Linked DNA regions of Homo sapiens: region 2 is linked to region 1. Evidence: read pairs that join two places in POLR2A ChIA-PET (ENCODE). Cell type or tissue: OCI-LY7. All regions are shown on one strand. Each heading gives the region's core, and the rest is flanking DNA. Links, peaks and the distances in the headings are about the cores only. Region 1 overlaps FBXW2 (F-box and WD repeat domain containing 2). Region 2 has its middle 8.5 kb from the start of CNTRL.

The links. Peaks named below come from ENCODE experiments on the same cell type or tissue, not always from the same donor. Only the 100,000 strongest peaks of a DNase experiment are listed, where the experiment ranks them.
Region 2: POLR2A ChIA-PET joins it to region 1 with 10 read pairs; 6 of 35 experiments call an interaction of 5 or more read pairs at or near these places.

What each region holds. Positions count from the first base shown.
Region 1 is chr9:120,779,496-120,791,435 of GRCh38, reverse strand. It overlaps FBXW2 (F-box and WD repeat domain containing 2), which reads left to right. Exons shown (of 8, transcript NM_012164.4): 3 at 3,158-3,667. The coding sequence starts at 3,178. Among named protein-coding and RNA genes, the nearest start is that of FBXW2, 8.0 kb to the left of the region's middle. In OCI-LY7, for the core only: no CTCF peak of the experiment used is centred there; no DNase peak of the experiment used is centred there.
Region 2 is chr9:121,062,423-121,070,422 of GRCh38, reverse strand. It overlaps a transcript of C5 not described here. Among named protein-coding and RNA genes, the nearest start is that of CNTRL, 8.5 kb to the left of the region's middle. In OCI-LY7, for the core only: no CTCF peak of the experiment used is centred there; a DNase peak (open chromatin) is centred at 4,862; H3K27ac peaks cover 2,954 bases.

The DNA.
Region 1 (11,940 bases), core at 1,499-9,498:
AGTTGGACATGCCCATAATCACATAGGAAGTGGCTGAATCAGTAAAACATCTGGCCAACCTCCAAAGTATTTTCATTTATCACATTCTGCCTCTGTGTCCAACTGTCCTTGACTGTTCGTGGTAATGGGAAACTCACTACTCTGGAGGTAGCTATTCCATTGTTGGAAAGCGCTGAGATTTAAAAGCTCCTCATGTTGAATTGAAATCCCATTTCCTGAGGTTTGTGCAACCAGTGTATGATATTTCTAGAGGCTGCCTAAAAGAGTCCAGTTTAGACCTGTTACCTTAGAAGGCCCCCTCCAAAGTTAGTTGATCTGTTCAGAAAAGTAAAAATTGGTGTTTTTTAAATAGTGCATTCTGCAGTTAGTGAGACTTGCTTTTTTAGGGAAAAAAATGCCTTTTTCAGAATAATCAGAGGTGAACTGCTCAATCTTACAAGGGATTGAGTGGTTTAAAAGGCAATCTAAGAGTTGGGAAAATTTTTTTTATTAAGAGTTAGGAGAATATATAAATCTGAGACATGGCTGAATTTTTTTAGATGTGCTCTCTGAAAAAGCTTCTTCCGTAATCTTTAGCGGTGTCATGGGCACATTAATTTGGCATTTTTTTTTTAAATTTAAGTTCTAGGGTACATGTGCACAACGTGCAGGTTTGTTACATAGGTATACATGTGAATTTGGCATATTATAGTATGTCTCTTAGATATTTGTGAATGATGGGAACCTGATAATATTTTAATGAGTATTCTAAATTTGCCTTGTAGCCGTTTGAATAACAGTTCAGCTCACTTAAATACAAGCATTTCTACAATAGATGTGTGTCAGCATGTGTATGTATGTGTGTATATATGTATGTGTAGATGTGATGGAGGAAGCTTGCCACACCACACTTTTCACTGTTAAAAATGTTTCAGGAGCAGGTGTGTGGTTTTTTTTCTTTTTTTTCTTTTTTGAGATGGAGTCTTGCTCTCTCGCCCCGGCTGGAGTGCAGTGGCGTGATCTCGGCTCACTGCAAGCTCCGCCTCCTGGGTTCACGCCATTCTCCTGCCTCAGCCTCCCGACTAGCTGGGACTACAGGCACCCACCACCATGCCAGGGGAATTTTTTGTATTTTTAGTAGAGATGGGGTTTCACTGTGTTAGCCAGGATGATCTCGATCTCCTGACCTCGTGATCCGGCCGAGCCCACCTCAGTCTCACAAAGTGCTGTGATTACAGGCGTGAGCCACTGTGCCCAGCCTGGTGTGTGTTTTTAATTGACCAGTATTAATTAACTAGCTATTGTGACAATATGCAGATGCCCACAGAAGATAATTGCTTTGTCTTGTTGCAAATTATTATTTTTTAGAAGTAGAGATTTTGAAGAAATGTTGTATAGATAAGAGGGTTGTTAGGATTTAGAGGAAGGAGGGGGCTTGTTATTGCGTGATAAGTCGATAAAACTTTTAGCCATCTGATTATTTTTTGTCAGCTAGGTAAATTTTTAATACAGATTAATAAATCTTCTCTAGCCCAAACTTTGGCTTGAAACGTATTATCTTGAAGTCTAGTCACAGTTCCAGAAATCAAAACTGTTAGCAGATGATGTGATTGCAAGGTTTGGTTGCTTCTACTAATAAATCAGATTGCTTATTTGTCTAAGAATGTTATTGCCAAATTTGATATTGGACACTTACAATTTTACTCACCTTACATTATCAAAGTTGAAAGATGAGATCTTGCTTTTTGTGTAGACCTGATCTAGGTGATATGTCTGGAAAGAAATTAACTTTCCTTTTTCACATTAATTTGGACATATGTTTTTAAAATTAATATGACAGTCTTGTGAGAAACTGAGTATTCAGAAGGAAAGTTTTTATTAAACCATGGAAATATTTAAATATATGGAAATAAAGAGAATAATAAATCCCTATGTACACATCACCCAGCATTAACATCTATCAACACATAGTCTTGAGAAAGATAGTTTTTACTGGTTATATTTTTTGTAATCTTTCATTAGTCTAATCCTCATTAAGAGTGAATTAACACCTGTTGACACTAATACAGGATACTTTAAAAAAAATTATTTGTTACAGTTAGCTCAGGAGCAATTTGTCATTCTCCTAAAGGAGAAAATGGTCTAACGGGTAGACACACTACCTCCAGATCTTACCACTTGGTCGTGGTTCTCCTGGTTGTCACTTATTTTAGAGAGAGAGCTTGGTACCTGATCTTGAGAGCACTGGCGTCCAGTCTGTTCTGTGGCTATTTAGTAGCCCTGTGAATATAGGCAAATCACATACCTTCTCTAACCTGTAGTTTCCTCATTTGCAAAGTGAAGATGATAATGTCTATTTTCTGGTGTTTTATAAACATCAGGATTATTAATTTGCTTTATTTGTGCAGGCCTCCAGGACCCCTCATGGCTCTCGGGGGCACGTGGTTAAGAGTTGTCACTAGCTCATATGAGGTTTAGAAAAACAGACTAAAGCCACATAAGTTCTTTTATAATTCATGTTCTAAACAGGCAGTGCCATAAAGAAGTTGGAAGAACCAGAATTCCTGAGGCAGATAACTTACCACACCTGCTTTTCTTCCCTAAACCTTTTCATCTGAACATCTGTTGCAAAACCAAGTAGTCAGTTCTATGATTTTGGTGACAGGTTGTGCCTGCCATGACAATCAGTGTCTCAGGTTACTGCTCAGGAGACTGTTTCTGATTGTCACATCCTGGTGCTTGCTTTTGTGATTTTAGTACCCAAATAGAATGTATTAAGGAATTCATTAAGGAAATTGTTTTATAATGGTTTTGATGGGGGAAGGGTGTATTGTAAAATATACTGTTTTATAATGAATTGTTGGTAAATCTATTACTATGAAGATGCATGTAGCACGTGCTAGACTTCAAGAGGAATAAGTCACACACGCCAGTCTGTTTCACTGACATGTTTTGGATTCATGATTTGTTAAAGTATGTTTTCTCAAATGTGTTTTCTTTTGTGTGCATGGAAAGTGTTCAGATAAATATGGTGTATTAACTGTAAAGTTGTAATGTAACTACGCATAAAGTTGTAATGGCAGATTTTTTACACTAATTTTTAATACTTCATTTGTTAGCAGTCTTGCTTGAACAGTCTTTTTGAGCAGAACTAATACAATATTTTGATGTGCCACAGGTAAATTTTTCCATAACCTTATGGAGAGAAAGGACTTTGAGACATGGCTTGATAACATTTCTGTTACATTTCTTTCTCTGACGGACTTGCAGAAAAATGAAACTCTGGATCACCTGATTAGTCTGAGTGGGGCAGTCCAGCTCAGGCATCTCTCCAATAACCTAGAGACTCTCCTCAAGCGGGACTTCCTCAAACTCCTTCCCCTGGAGCTCAGTTTTTATTTGTTAAAATGGCTCGATCCTCAGACTTTACTCACATGCTGCCTCGTCTCTAAACAGTGGAATAAGGTGATAAGTGCCTGTACAGAGGTGTGGCAGACTGCATGTAAAAATTTGGGCTGGCAGATAGATGATTCTGTTCAGGACGCTTTGCACTGGAAGAAGGTTTATTTGAAGGCTATTTTGAGAATGAAGCAACTGGAGGACCATGAAGCCTTTGAAACCTCGTCATTAATTGGACACAGTGCCAGAGTGTATGCACTTTACTACAAAGATGGACTTCTCTGTACAGGTAAGAGATGTTGAAACTGCTTTTTGGGTTTTGTTTTGTATTTCATAGGGTGTAATCTTGAACCAGTCTTGAGCTTTGAGAATGACAAGTGTTGATTATATGAGATATGTACAGTGACTTTTTTTCTCTAATCCTGAGTGGTTCCCCCCCCTTATCCTCTTCCTTCTCTCTAGAGAACACAATCATTTTTATAAAATTTTATGAGAAAAACACTTCAGACTGTCTTTTAAACATTATGTGAATTACAAAGCTATAGATTACTTTTTCTTTGTGTTTCCTCCATGTGTAGTCCTCTGTTGCTAAATTCTGTTTCTTTTTCTGTTGGCACTGATATTTGAGGAAAAAAACAGTGGAAAAATTGGTATCTAATCCTAGCAAGTAGTTAGATCATTATGGCCAAATTACTTAACCTCTCTGTATCTTTAAAATATGGGAAAGGAGGTCGGGCGCAGTGGCTCATGCCTGTAATTCTAGCACTTTGGGAAGCCGAGGCGGGTGGATTGCCTGAGCTCAGGAGTTCGAGACCAGACTGGTCAACATGGTGAAATCCCGTCTCTACTGAAATACGAAAAAGTAGCCGGGCGTGGCGGCATGCGCCTATAATCCCAGCTACTCGGGAGGCTGAAACAGGAGAATCGCTTGAACCCGGGAGGCGGAGGTTCCAGTGAGCTGAGATGGTGCCACTGCACTCCAGCCTGGGTGACAGAGTGAGACTCCATCTCAAAATAAATATATATGTATATATGAAAGGAGATATTTCTTCCTTGCTCTGAAATCCTGTGATTCTAAGTAGAAGAAGTAGAAGTTGGAGTTTGGGCCTGGGAACAGAGAGAGCTGGATATTTTTTAACTAGGCAATTAAGTAATTTTATGAAACAATATAATTATTAAAAATTTAAAATTATATGTTATTTTCCATTTGTAATGGACGTGTGTTTCTGTATATGATTATAACTAATGCCCATGTGTTAGATAATACATTTTGACAGGCAATGTAAATAATTCTTAGGCAGCATTTAGAATAACTCCAGGCAGTTCTTGCTAATAATCCCAATGCCTGTTTCCTTACATTGTATATAATATATAGAAATACTTGGTGTTCTTTTTCATCCAAGATAACTTCCAATAAACATTTGTGTATTACGGTATAAACTGTTCCTTTTTGTAAATATATCAATAGTCATTATTTAGCCATTTCCATATTAATGCATATATTAGTCCATTCTCAGACTGCTAAAAAAACTGCCTAAGACCGGGTAATTTATGAAGAAAAGAGGTTTAATTGACTCCTAGTTCCACATGGCTGGGGAGGCCTCAGGAAACTTACAATCATGTCAGAAGGCAATATGATCATGGCGGAAGGCGAAGGGGAAGCAAGCACCTTGTTCACAAGGCAGCAGGAGAGAGAGAGTGTGAGTGAAGCAGGAAGAGGCCCTTATAAAACCATCAGGTCTGGAGAGAACTCACTCACTATCATGAGAACAGCATGGGGGGCCACCCCCATGATCCAGTCACCTCCCACCAAGTCTGTCCCTCAATACCTGGGGATTACAGTTCAGGATGAGGTTTGGGTGAGGACACAAAGCTTAACCATATCAATGCATATTCAGATTGTTTCTGTTTTTATTAGTGTCTTTGTATTACCTCTTTTTCCCTTGAATTCATTTGGGATAGAAGTCTAAAAGTAGAATCACCAGATACAGAAGTATGAATTATTTTATAGCTCTTTTTTTTTTTTTTTTTTTTTTTTTGAGATGGAGTCTCACTCTGTCACCCAGGTTGGAGTGCAGTGGTGCAATCTCGGCTCACTGCAACCTCTGCCTCCAGGGTTCGAGTCTCCTGCCTCAGCCTCCCGAGTAGCTGGGATTACAGGTGTGCGCCACCACACCCGGCTAATTTTTTTTGTATTTTTAGTAGAGGCGGAGTTTCACCTTGTTGCCCAGGCTGGTCTCAAACTCCTGACCTCAGGTGATCCACCCTCCAAAGTGTTGGGATTACAGGCGTGAGCCACCGTGCCCGGCCCAATTTTATAGCTCTTCTTAGTGCCCTTTCCAGATAGATTGAATTGATGCCATACCAATATAGTGTTAAGTAACTTGCTTCTCCCTCAGGAGTCTCACCAGACTCAATTTAAATATTTTTAATGTTGAGATGTATCATTTCTCAAGACCGTTTTACAATGCATTTCTTTATTCATTAAGGGTATGTATTATGTGGTGATATTTTCTCTGAAATGCTAGACACTCTGCTGGTTTTGGAAAATAAACATTTGATTTAAAGCATTTCATGGTTTGGTTTGTCATCCTGAAGTTATTTCACACTTTATTTTCCTTGTGTTACAAGCCTGATTACTAGAACAACATCACCAGTTCTTCTAGGCTTTGATGTACTTTCTCTGTTGTGGTGATGGCTTTTCCATGTCTCTTTTGCCTCATGATTTTAAAAGATTAAGATGCAGTTGACCAAATGAGGGGGCTCATGCCTGTAGTCCCAACACTTTGGGAGGCCAAGGCAGGCAGATTATGTGAGCCCAGGAGTTTTGAGACCAGCCTGGGCAACATAGCAAAATCCCATCTCTACAAAAAAATAAAAAAACAGCTGGGTGTGCTGGCTCACACCTGTGGTCCCAACTACTTGGGAGACTGAGGTGAGAGGATCGCTTGAGCCCAGGAGGTGGAGGTTGCAGTGAGCTAAGATTGTGCCACTGCACTCCAGCCTGGGCAACACAGCAAAACCCTGTCTCAAAAAAAAAAAAAATATTAAGATGCAGTATCATCTTGGAGCTTGGAGCTCCTACTGGCAGTTGACCATTTTTTCACAACCACCTGTAGCATTTTTTTTTTTTTTTTTGAAACAGGAGCTCCTCTGTCACCCGGGCTAGAGTGCAGTGGCGCAGTCTCGGCTCACTGCAACCTCCTCCTCCTGGGTTCAAGCGATTCTCTCGCCTCAGCTTCCTCAGTAGCTGGCATTACAGGCACGCGCCACCACAGCCCGGCTAATTTTTGTATTTTTAGTAGAGAAGGGGTTTCACCATGTTGGTCAGGCTGGTCTCAAACTCCTGATCTCAGATGATCTGCCTGCCTCGGCCTCCCAAAGTGCTGGGATTACAGGTGTGAGGCACTGCACCCAGCCGCATTTTTTTTTTTTCTTTTTTGGAGACAACCTCTCACTGGGTAGCTCCATCCTGGAGTGCAATGATGTGATCTTGGCTTTCTTCAACCTCCACCTCCTGGGCTCAGGTGATCCTCCCATGTCAGCCTCCCGGGTTTAGCTGGGACTACAAGCGAGCAACCCTATGCCTGGATCCTTTTTGTATTTTTTGTAGAGACAGGATTTCACCATGTTGCCCAGGCTGGTCTCGAACTCCTGGGCTCAAGCACTCCGCCCGTCTCAGCCTCCCAAAATGCTAGGATTACTGGTGTGAGCCACTATGCCTAGGTCCTCTTGCTTTAAAAAGTTTTTTTCTTCTCTCATCAAACCTTATTTTTGAAATGTAGTAAAAACTGCAGTTACTTGGAGTGGAAGTAAATGGGAAATATTCACTGAATTCTCTAACTACCTGGAAAGTTAATATCTACAATTCTACATTTTAAGATTATTCTCTTGGTGGGTCTGTATGTTAATGTGATTTTTATTCTGATTAAATTCATCAGGTTTGCATATTTAAAATTACGCTGTGCAGTGGTTGAAAATGATCCAAAGTATTAGTTTAATTTTTCTAACAGCAGCATCCCTGGAACTGTGAAGAGAGGTATTTGTGACAGAATTGTACATGTGTTTGTGTCATCTTGTTACTTAAGAGATTGAATTCTCATTGTGGTGGAATTGGGAAACCCTGAATTTGGCAATAAACTTAGTGACTCTCACATTAGTGCCTTGAGTAAGCAATAGACAGTTTTATTGAAGAGATTAATGGCTAATGACATTGAGGTAGTTATCTTTCTCTTTCGCAATTTATTTCTGAAATGGTAAGAAAGGAATCTATTATGCTTTGTGCTGTTCAGTAGATATTTACTTATGGGATGCCTACTGTTTGAAAAACAATGTGAGGGCATACACGGATGAATTAGAGCAGTTTTTTCTTGTGGAACATACACACTGGGACCAGGAAGATGACCTGACTGAGGTAAAAGTCTCTGTGTGGACTATAGCAAATCAAGAACACTTGCCTTTCTAAAGAGTGCAGCTGGTGCTCCATTGTAATAAATTATTGCCATGTGGGTGGGATTCAGGGTCAGAGTTGTTAGATCTGACTTCAAGAGAAGCCTGAAATCTAGAGTTCTGTGCAATAGTCTGATTTTTTTTAAAGTATTATTAAGATTTTTAAGATACTGAATGGGGAGGGATTTTTTTCTTTCGTGCAGTGTGAGAGTCCACATTTCTTTAGTCCTCTTTCACCTCTATGCTGCATCACTGGTGACCTCTTTGAAAACATGTTGGGTTAGCCAGTGCAGCAAATGGGAGTCCAGAGGGGAGGCTGACATAAAGCCAGAAAGGAGCAGAGAACAGTGATTCCTAAAGGATTCTCAGGAGTAGACTTGCATCACTATAAATGGAACTCGACTCAACCTGATTATTATTATTTTTTTTTAGGGTGTAAAACTGGCACAATGTTTTCCTATAAAAACTAGTTTAAATAATTAGTTTGGATAACCTTTTTTTTTGCAAATTGTGCGAAAACATACATAACATAAAATTTACCATTTTAATCATTTTAAAGCATACAGTTGAGTGCCATTAAGTACATTACGTTGTTGTGCAGTCATCACCACTATCCATTTCCAGAACTTTACATCTTCCCAAACTAAAATGGTATCAGTTAAACACTATACAGTGTTAACTGTATAAACAGTATATAATACACTATATAGTTAAACTGTATCCAATTTTTTTGTTTGTTTTTGGGGGGGTTTTCTTTTGAGATAAGGTCTCACTCTGTAGCCCAGGTTGGAGTGGTTGGAGTACAGTGACATGATCTTGGCTCACTGTAACTTCTACCTCCTGGACTCAAGCGATTCTTCCACTTTGGCCTCCCAAGTAGCTGGGACTACGTGTGTGTGCCACCATGCCCAGCTAATTTTTGTATTTTTTATGGAGATGGGGTCTCACCATGTTTCCCAGGATGATCTCTAACTCCTGGGCTTAAGCACTCTTCTTGCCTCAGCTTCCTGAAGTGTTGGGATTACAGGCATGAGCCACCATGTCCAGCCTAAACCCTGTCAGTTAAACATTGCCCATGCCCCTTCCCCCACAGCCTGTGGCAAAACAACCATTCTGCTTGCTTGCTTGTTTTATTTTTTTTTTTGAGACAGAGTCTCAATTTGGTGCCCAGGCTGGAGTGCAGTGGCTCAATTTTGGCTCACTGCAACCTCACCTCCCAGGTTCAAGCGATTATCCTGCCTCAGCCTCCCGAGTAGCTGGGATTACAGGCATGCGCCACCGTGTCTGGCTAATTTTTGTATTTTTAGTACAGACGGGGTTTCAACGTGTTGGCCAGGCTGGTCTCAAACTCCTGACCTCAGGTGAACCAGCCTCGGCCTCCCAAAGTTCTGGGATTACAGGCATGAGCCACCATGCCTGGCCCACCATTCTACTTTCTATGAATTTGACTACTCTAGGAACCTAATATAAGTGGAATCATACAGTATTTGTTCTTTTGTGGCTGGCTTAGTTCACTTAGCATGATGTCTTCAAGGTTCTTCCATATCATAACATCTCAGAATTTTATTCTTTTTTTTTTTTTTTTGAGACGGAGTTTTGCACTTGTTGCCCAGGCTGGAGTGCAGTGGCGCCATCTTGGCTCACCGCAACCTCCGCCTCCCGGGTTCAAGCAATTCTTCTGTCTTAGCCTCCCAAGTAGCTGGGATTACAGGCGTGCGCCACCACGCCTGGCTAATTTTTGTATTTTTATTAGAGATGGGATTTCTCCACGTTGGTAAGGCAGGTCTCAAACTCCTGACCTCAGGTGATCCTCCCGCCTCGGCCTCCCAAAGTGTTGGGATTACAGGTGTGAGCCACCACACCCGGCCAATTTTATTCCTTTTTAAGGCTGAATAACTCCATTCCATGTATGTATATATGTGTGTGTGTGTATGTGTGTGTGTGTGTGTGTGTGTGTGTGTGTGTGTGTGTGTATGTATATAAAATATATTCCATGTATGTGTCACATTTTGTTTGTCCTCTCCCCTGGTTTTTAACTGCCTTCTTGCCTCTAGTTTTCCCCCCTTCAAACCTTTTTCCATGATATAGCCATAGTGATCTTTCTGATATGCAAATAAGGTCATAGTTAAACAACCTCCTAACCCAGTTCTGCAGCCAAACCTTGCCACTATTTCGCAGTCAGACTGAACTGTTTTCATAATCAGTGTTCATGTTTTAGGCAGTGCTTTTGACAAGCATTGTAAATAACTCCTAGACGGTTTTTTGAATGATTCCAAATAGTTCTTTATGACTTGATCCCAGTTCCTTTTCAATAATTTTTGTGTTGCATATAGAGATATTTAATAGTTGCTTTAATAGGTATATACCAGGGATTGGCAAACTGTGGACTGTGGGCCAAATCCAGCAGAAGAGAGTAATTGCAACTCAATAGGTCAACGTCTAAAATACTTACTATCAGGCCCTTTACAGAAAAAGTTTTGGTATATACTATTCCTTTTGTTTTGTTTTGGCCTGGCTAACTTATTCATCCTTAGGTTTAAATTAGTTAAAACTTAAAGGTTTTTTTTTTTTTGCCATGATATTCTTTCTTGAAACAGTCCTATACCAAAGCCCAGCTTAAAAACAAAAGAGGAGTGTAGTTGAAGAACCAATCATGCCAGTTCCTAAGGCACGTGTTATAGAGCATGGTCATAAATTCAGTGGAGCCTCGTCTGAGATGTTTTCTCTTCTTGTCCTCTCCTTGTATTTGCTATGGGCTTTTGTAGTGCCTGCCAGCTACTATACTGAATTATTATTGCTTGTTTAGCCTTTTTGTCTTCCCAAGTAGACTGAGTGCCATGAGAACAAGAATCCTGCCTGACACAGAAGTTCTATAAATATATGTTGAATGAATGAATGAGACCCCAGTTGAACACTGGTAACCAAAACCAAGCTCATAAAGGACCTAAAATGATTTCCTTTCCTACTCTAGCTCCTTAGGAATACAGTCACAACATGCCTGAACTGAAGGCCTTAAAGACTATCTAGGCTTACGCTCTCCGGTACAGTAGCCACTAGCGCCATGTGGTTTTTGAGTACTTGAGCTGTGGCTAGTCCAAATGGAGGTGTGAAATACTGGGTTTCAAAGACATACAATGTAAAAGAATATAAAATATCTCAATATTTGTATTGATTACATGTTCAAATGACATTTTTGACATACTGAGTTAAACACATTTAATTATTTTAACACATTTTCTTTTTTTTTTTTTTTTGAAACAGAGTCTTCCTCTGTTGCCCAGGCTGGAGTGCAGTGGTGTGATCTTGGCTCACTACAACCTCCTCCCGGGTTCAAGTGATTCTCCTGCCTCAGCCTCCTGAGTAGCTGGGACTACAGGCGTACGCCATCATGCCTGGCTAATTTTTGTATTTTTTTTAGTGGAGACAGGGTTTCACCATGTTGGCTAACATTTCTTTTTTTTTTTTTTTTCTTTGAGGTGGAGGCCCTCTGTAGTCCAAGCTGGAATGCAGTGGCGTGATCTCAGCTCATTGCAACCTCTGCCTCCCCAGCTCAAGCGATTCTCATGCCTCAGCCTTCCGAGTAGCTGGGAATATAGGCGCGCCATCATGCCCGGCTGATTTTTTTTATTTTAGTAGAGACAGGGTTTCGCGATGGTCTTGAACTCCTGAGCTCAGGCAATATGCCTGCCTTGGCCTCCTAAAGTGCTGAGATTACAGGCATGAGCCACTGCGCCCGGCCCAACATTTCTTTTTTAATGTAACTATTAGGACATTTTAAATTATATCTGCAGTTTGCATTATATTTTCTGTTGGATAGCACCGTTCTAGACCATTGGCTCTCAAAATATTGCTGATGAGTTAGAATCACCTGGCAAACTTTTAAGATTATTGGACCCTGCCTCAGATGTTCCCCAAGTTAAACTCTCTGAAAATAGGGACCTGCCTGTGTGTTTTGATAAAGTTGTATCACATGGCCATTGAGAACCAACCAAGTCCTACCCCTCTTTTTATACAGAAGGAAACAGTCTAAATAGCAAAGTGACAATAAATACAGTCTTTATTTCAGTATGCTATCATAGTTTTCCCAGGTTAAAATTCATACTCTAGCTCTTT
Region 2 (8,000 bases), core at 1-8,000, 280 kb before region 1:
ATATATATATATATATATATATATATATATATATATATCACCCTTCCTTCCTTCCTTCTTTCTTTCTTTCAGAATTTTGTTCTTGTTGCCCAGGCTGCAGTGCAATGGCATGATCTCAGCTCACCGCAACCTCTGCCTCCTAGGTTCAAGCGATTCTCCTGCCTCAGCCTCCCGAGTAGCTGGGATTAGAGGCGCCTGCCAACATACCCAGCTAATTTTGTATTTTTAGTAGAGATGGGGTTTCTCCATGTTGGTCAGGCTAGTCTCGAACTCCTGACCTCAGGTGATCCACCTGCCTCGGCCTCTCAAAGTGCTGGGATTACAGGCATGAGCCACTACGTCTGGCCCACATTTTCTTTATCCATTCATCTGTTGGACACCTAGGTTGATTCCATGTCTTGGCTATTATGAATAGTGCTGCAATAAACATGGGGATGCAGACGTGTCTTTGATATACTGATTTCTTTTCCTTTGGATAAATGCCAAGTAGTAGGATTGCTGGATCATATGGTAGTTCTATTTGTAGTTTTTTTGAGGAACTTCCACACTGTTCTCCATAGTGGATATATTAGTTTACATTCCACCAACAGTGTATGAGTCCCTTTTTCTGGCTGGGCAAGGTGACTCACACCTGTAATCCCAGCACTTTGGGAGGCTGAGGTGGGAGGATCTCTTCAGCTTAGGAGTTCAATACCAGCCTGGAGAAGATAGTGAGACCTCATCTCTACTAAAAATCAAAACCATTAGCTGGGTGTGATGGCACTTGTCTGTAGTCCTAGCTACTTGGGAGGCTGAGTGGGAGGATTGCTTGAGCCTGGGAGATTGAGGCTGCAGTGAGCTATCATCATGCCACTGCAATGCCGCCTGGGCAACAGAAACCAAAAAAAAAAAAAAGAGTTTCTTTTTCTCCACATCCTCCCCAGCATTTGTTGTTTGCTGTCTTGATAATAGCCATCCTAACTGGGGTGAGATTATACCTCATAGTGGTTTTGATTTGCAGATTTGCATTTCCCTGATGATTGATGATGGTGAGCATTTTTTCATATATTTGTTGGTCATTTGTATGTCTTCTTTTTGAGAAGTGTCTATTCAGATTATTTGTCCATTTTTATACAATTTTGTTGTTGAGATGTTTGAGTTCCGTGTGTATTCCAGATATTAATTCCCTGTTATATGAATAGTTTGCAAATATTTTCTCCCATTCTCTGGGTTGTTTCTTCACTATGTTGATTGCTTCCTTTGTTGTGCAGAAGCCTTTTAGTTTGATATAATCCCATATGTTTATTTTTGTTTTTGTTGCCTGCATTTTTGAGGTCTTATTCATAAAATCTTTCCTAGACCAGTGTCCGGAACCATTTCCCCTATGTTTTCTTCTAGTAGTTTTATAGTTTCTGTCTTACATTTAGGTCTTTGATCCATTTTGATTTATATATAAACTCACGTACAAGGTTTTTATATAGGGGGAGATGTAGGGATCTAGTTTCATTCTTCTGTATATGGATATCCAGTTTTCCCAGGACCATTTATTAAAGAGACTATTCTTTCCCCAGTGAGTGTTCTTGACATCTTTGTCAAAAAACCAGTTGGCTGTAGATCCATGGATTAATTTCTGAGTCCTCTATGCTGTTTCATTTGTCTGGCTATCTGTTTTTATGACAATATCATGCTATTTTGGTTACTACAGCTTTGTAGTATATTTTGAAGACTGTTAGTGTGATGCCTCTAGCTTTGTTCTTTTTGTTCGGGATTGCTTTGGCCATTTGGGTTCCTTTGTGGTTCCATAAAAATTTTGAGATTTTTTTCCTATTTCTGTGAAGAAAATCATTGGTATTTTGATAGAGATTGCATTGAATCTGTAGATTGTTTTGAGTAGTATGGTCATTTTAATAATATTGATTCTTCTGATCCATGAAAAGTGAGATGTCTTTCCATTTGTTTGTACCCTCTTCAATTTCTTCCATCAGTGTTTTGTAGTTTTCCTTGTAGCAGTCTTTTACATCCATGCTTAAAATTATTCCTAGGTGTTTTTTTAATAGCTATTGTAAATGAGATTGCCTTCTTGATTTCTTTTTTAGCTCATTTGTTGTTTGTGTATAGAAACACTACTGATTTTTGTATGTTGGTTTTGTACTCTGCAACTTTACTGAATTCATTTACTAGTTTCTAATATATTTTTGTGGAATCTTTGGGGTTTTCTACATATAGAATTATGTCATCTGCAAATAGAAATAATTTTACCTCTTCCTTTCTGATTTTTGATGTCTTTTATTTCTTTTTCTTATCTAATTGCACTTGCTAGTTCTTCCAATCTATGTTGATTAGAAGTGGTAAGTTTGGGATCCTTGCATTGTACCAGATCTTAGTGGAAAAGTTTTTAGGTTTTTTCCATTGATGATAATGTGCGCTGCAGGCTTCTCATAAATAGCCTTTATTATGTTGTATTAGTCCATTTTTACCCTACTATAAAGAACTGAGTAATTTATAAAGTAATTACTGAGACTGAGTAATTTATAAAGAAGAGAGGTTTAATTGACTCACAGTTTCACATGGCTGGGGAGGCCTCAGGAAACTTAAAATTATGGTGGAAGGCAAAGGGGAAGCAAGGCACATCTTTTGAAGCAGCAGGAGGAGAGGGGAAGTGCCACACTATTAAACCATCAGCTCTCATGAGAACTTACTCCCTATGGTAAGAACAGCATGGGGAAACTGCCCCCATGATCCACCCACCTCCCACCAGGTACCTTCCCTGACACGTGGGGATTACAGTTTGACATGAGATTTGCGTAGGGACACAGTGCCAAACCATACCATATGTTTCAAATGTTGAGGAATTTTCCTCTTTTTTTTTTTTTTTTTAGATGGAGCCTCACTCTGTCACCAACCAAGCTGCGAATGCAGTGGCGCGATCTCGGCTCACTGCAATCTCCACCCCCCGAGTTCAAGTGATTCTCCTGCCTCAGCCTCCCAAGTAGCTGGGACTATGGGCACGCACCACCACGCCCAGCTAATTTTTTTTGTATTTTTAGTAGAGACAGGGTTTCACCATGTTCATCAGGATGGTCTCAATCTCTTGACCTCATGATCCGCCCACCTTGGCCTCTCAAAGTGTGGGAATTACAGGCGTGAGCCACCGCGCCCTGCCTATTTTTTTTTTTGAGATGGAGTTTTACTCTATCACCCAGGCTGAAGTGCAATGGTGCAATTATGGCTCACTGCAGCCCTGACCTTCTGGGACCAAGCGATTCTCCTGCCTCAATCTCCTGAGTAACTGGGACTACAGGTATGTGCTACCATGCCTGGCTAATTTAAAAATAATTATTGTCAAGATGGGGTCTTGCAGCATTGCCCAGGCTGGTCTCCAATTTCTGGCCTCAAGTGATCCTCCCACCTCAGCCTCCCAAAGTATTGAGATTGCAGGCATGAGCCATCATGCCCAGCCAGGAATTTTCATTTTATACCCAAACTGTTGAGACTGTTTATTAATAAAGGATGTTGAACTTTGTAAGATGCTTTTTCTGTGTCAGCTGAGATGATCATGTGTTTTTGTTTTTTTTTTTTTTCTTTTTTTGAGACAGAGTCTTGTTCTGTCGCCCAAGGCTGGAGTGAGTGCAGTAGCGTAATCTGGGCTCACTGTAACCTCCACCTCCCAGGTTTAAGCGATTCTTCTGCTTCAGCCTCCTGAGTAGCTGGGATTACAGGCACGCACCACCTCGCCCGGCTAATTTTTTTTTTGTATTTTTAGTAGAGATGGGGTTTCATCATGTTGGCCAGTCTGATCTCGAACTCCCGACCTCAGGTGATCTGTCCACCTCAGCCTCCCAAAGTGCTGGGATTACAGGCATGACCCACCACAACTGGCCCAAAGCTATGTTCGTAAGTGCATGAAGGCTATGACTGTTGCAACTTTTTAGTAAATAATAATTATTCTCCACATTAAATATTTCTCTTTGCTCACTTAAAGTTGTGAGTTCTGTTTACCTAAAGTTATTAGTTCTCTACTAGCTTGAATTTTGTCAGTACTTGCCTGACATATGGTTTTCTTTTTTTTAATTTTCAGTCTTTCTATATCATTTAGTGGTGATGTATACCTTTTTTTTTTTTTTTTTTTTTTAAGATGGAGTCTCGCTCTGTCGCCCAGGCTGGAGTGCAGTGGCATGATCTCGGCTCACTGCAACCTCTGCCTCCCGGGTTCAAGTGATTCTTCTGCCTCAGCCTCCTGAGTAGCTGGGACTACAGGTGCACACCACCACTCCCGGCTAATTTTTGTATTTTAGTAGAGATGGGGTTTCGCCATATTGGCCAGGCTGGTCTTGAACTCCTAACCTCATGATCTGCCTGCCTCGGCCTCCCAAAATGCTGGGATTACAGGCGTGAGACACCGCGCCCAACCTGTTGCTGCATTTTTTTTTGTTCTTTGGCTGTTTCAAAAATGTCTAACTTTTAATAGAATATTTTAAGCCCATTCAAGTTTGTTGCATTTGTACTTATTCCTGTTCTTTTACATTTTCTATTGAATATGTTTTCTTACAGTTTCTTTACATCCTTTTCAGCTTTTTGCTGATTATCTTGGGTATATCCTTCTTCTTTACCCTTTTATTAAAAATTATACTAGTTTTTATTATAAAAGTAATGCTGGGCTGGGCGCAGTGGCTCACACCTGTAATCTCAGCACTTTGGAAGACCGAGGTGGGTGGATCCCTTGAGCTCAGGAGGTCCAGACCAGCTAGGAAAACATGGCAAAATCCTGTCTTTACAAAATAAAAATAAAAATTAGCCAGGTGTGGTGGCATGTGCCTGTGGTCCCAGTTACTCTGGAGGCTGAGTTGGGAGAATCGCTTGAGCGATTCGAGGCTGCAGTGAGCTGTGATCAAGGAGTTTGAGGCTGCAATGAGCTGTGATTGCACTGCTGCACTCCAGCCTGGGTGACAGCAGAAAGCTGTCTCAAAACAAAACAAAACAAAAAAAGTAATGCTGTATAGAGGAATGTGAAGTATAAGGTAAAAGCCCTTGGCCCTGCCACCTAACTGCTTTCCAAGATATTGTCATTGTTTACTATTTTTATATCCTTCCAGCAATTTTCTCCGCAATTTTCTCTACCTATAAAAATATATTGGCTGTAGATCCATGGATTAATGTCCTCCTCCCTGACTATCCAAAATTTATAAACTGAAAGGAGGACCAGCTTTATCAAGAATCTTTTTGTCCTCTTTGATGGAATGTTCCTGTGGGGATTTTTCAGTTTATACTAATTTATACTGGGATGATTTCAGCTAATTCTGATTTCTTTAGAATGTTTTTAAATTTAAAGCTAAATTTAACTTTATACTTTCATATATATATATATATATTTTTTTAGATGGAGTCTCACTCTGTCACCCAGGCTGCAGTACAGTGGCACAATCTTGGCCTACTGCAACCTCTGCCTCCTGGATTCAAGCGATTCTCCTGCCTCAGCCTCCTGAGTAGCTGGGATATTTATTACAGGCACCGCCACCATGTCTGGCTAATTTTTGTATTTTTAGTAGAGACGGGGTTTCACCATGTCAGCCAGGCTGGTCTCGAACTCCTGACCTCAGCTGATCCGCCTTCCTCAGCCTCCCAAATCCTCAGCTGGGATTACAGGCATGAGCTGCTGTGCCCAGACTATTTTATATTTTTGATTCCAAATTTGTAGTTTGAATTAAGTTTAACTCTATATGTTTAAAATTTAATTTAATTGACATTCAGCTTTAGAAGTCAAACTTAGAAGATCTGATATTTTACCAATGCTTTTGAATTTAAATTTTAAAAATTTAATTGATAGAAATACAAAATTAAAGTTGATAAATTATTTGAGGAATTTATGAGAGAATATAAAAATTGCTAACATTTGAAAAAGTATAAAATGACATTCAAAATATCAGATTCTATCACATATGAAAATCTGCAGCAATAATTCTATCACAGATGAAATACTGAAATCTTGGGGTCTAATAAGAACTATCAGGAAATGTATTTTTGTTAACAGTTTCAATATGAAAGTTAACAAAACACTCAAAGAAATAAACTAGGAAGCAACAGAAGCTAGTTTATAGTTTTCTGGAGCTATAACAAGTATTGTTTAAAACTTACAACGACCCTGTTAGGTGGACAGAGTAGACAATATCTCCTATTCTACAAATGAAAAAAGTGAAGTTAACTTAAGATTGAAAAACATAAAATCTCAAATACATAAAATCATACTCAATTATATATTACAGAGAAAAGAAATGGAAATGAGAAATAGAGTAGGAAAAGGAAAAAAGAATAATTTAAAAAAACAAAAAATAAAAAGAACAACAAGAACAAAGTGAATAAGTAAAATTTAAAAGAACTGAAATGGAAGAGATGGGGGTCATAGGTCAATGCTGGTGAGATTCATGAGAAGCAGTGATATAATTCTTCTTACAAAGAAATATCTCAAGATTCATTAATGGGATAATATTCCCCATTTTCCCCAGAATAACCACCAGTTTTAAAAGTTAACTAGATTTTGGAAGGCATTTTTGCATCCTTATCTTTTTATAATTTTCACTGGAATAAATCACTAACTTTTTATCCTGTTAAATGGGGACCATCATATCTTATTTCATAGGGTTAAAGGGTTACCTTCATGGAAAAGCATTGCAGTCCTATGACCTTTCTGGATATTGCTGCAAACAATTTTTCAAAAACATTTTGCACATTGCCACTACAGCATAAAAATAGAAGCATTTCTAAATTAAGGTTCAAATCTAACCTACAGGTCAAATTTTCCAGGTTGCTCTATTCTATTATTTAATTTTAAATTTTTTAAATTCCAGTTTTAACAAAAAATTACAAGACAAGCAAAGATGCAGGAAAGTGTAGCCCATACAAGGAAAAGATATAATAAAAACCACCTGAGGAAATCTTGATCTCCTAGATATGGACTTTACGTGAGATATTTTCAGTATGATCAAATAACTAAAAGAAACCACATCTAAAGAACTAAAGAGAAGTGTAAGAGCTACGTCTTACCATACAAAGAATAAGACGAAAATTATAAATAAGAACCAAATAGAAATTCTGTATTTGAAAACTACAATAACTGAAATAAAAAATTCAATAGGGACACTCAACAGCAGATTTGAGCAGGGAGAAAAAAAGAATCAATGAACTTGAAGATAGATCAATTGAGATTATCCAGTCTGAGGAGCAGAAAGAAAAAAGGATTAAGAAAAATGAACAGACCTGTAGACCATCTGGTATGCCATAGAAAACACAAACATATACATAAAGACAGACCTTTGGTATACCATCGAGCATACCAACATATGCATGAAGAGAGTTCCAGAAGGAGACGAGAGAGAGAGGAAAGGACAGAAAAAAATATTTGAAGAACTAATGGTCAAAATTTTCAAATGTGATGAGACACATTAATCCACACATTCAAGAAAACTCAATGAACTCCAAGTATGATAAACTCAAAGAGAACCACACCTGACTACATCATAATAAAACTGTCAAGTGTCAAAGATGAAGAGATAATCTTGAAAATAACAAGAGAAAAGCAACACATGATAGTACAAAGGATCCTCAGTAAAATTAACAGCTGATTTCTCATCAGAAAGCACAGAGGCTACTAAGTAGAAAGATGATATATTCAAAGTGCTGAAAGAAAAAGACTGTCAACCAAAAATTCTGTAAATACCATCACTTTGGTGATTAAGATTCAACATAAGAATTTCAAGAGGACACAAACATTCAGACCGTAGCACTAATGATCACAGAACCCAAGGGAAGCAGCTTGATGTTATCTAGTTGTCTTAAAATTTTCTCATGTTCTTGACATTCTTTGTTTACTCTGCCAATACCTTGCCTTGTGTTATTAGAGGAGATTCCTTGTGAAGTGTTAAGAGATTTGTCTTTGAAGTCAGATATGAGTTTACTCCTGACTTAGCTACTCCAAAGCTGGCTTCATGAGCATGCAACCTATGCAGTCACCCCAAACCCCACACGCA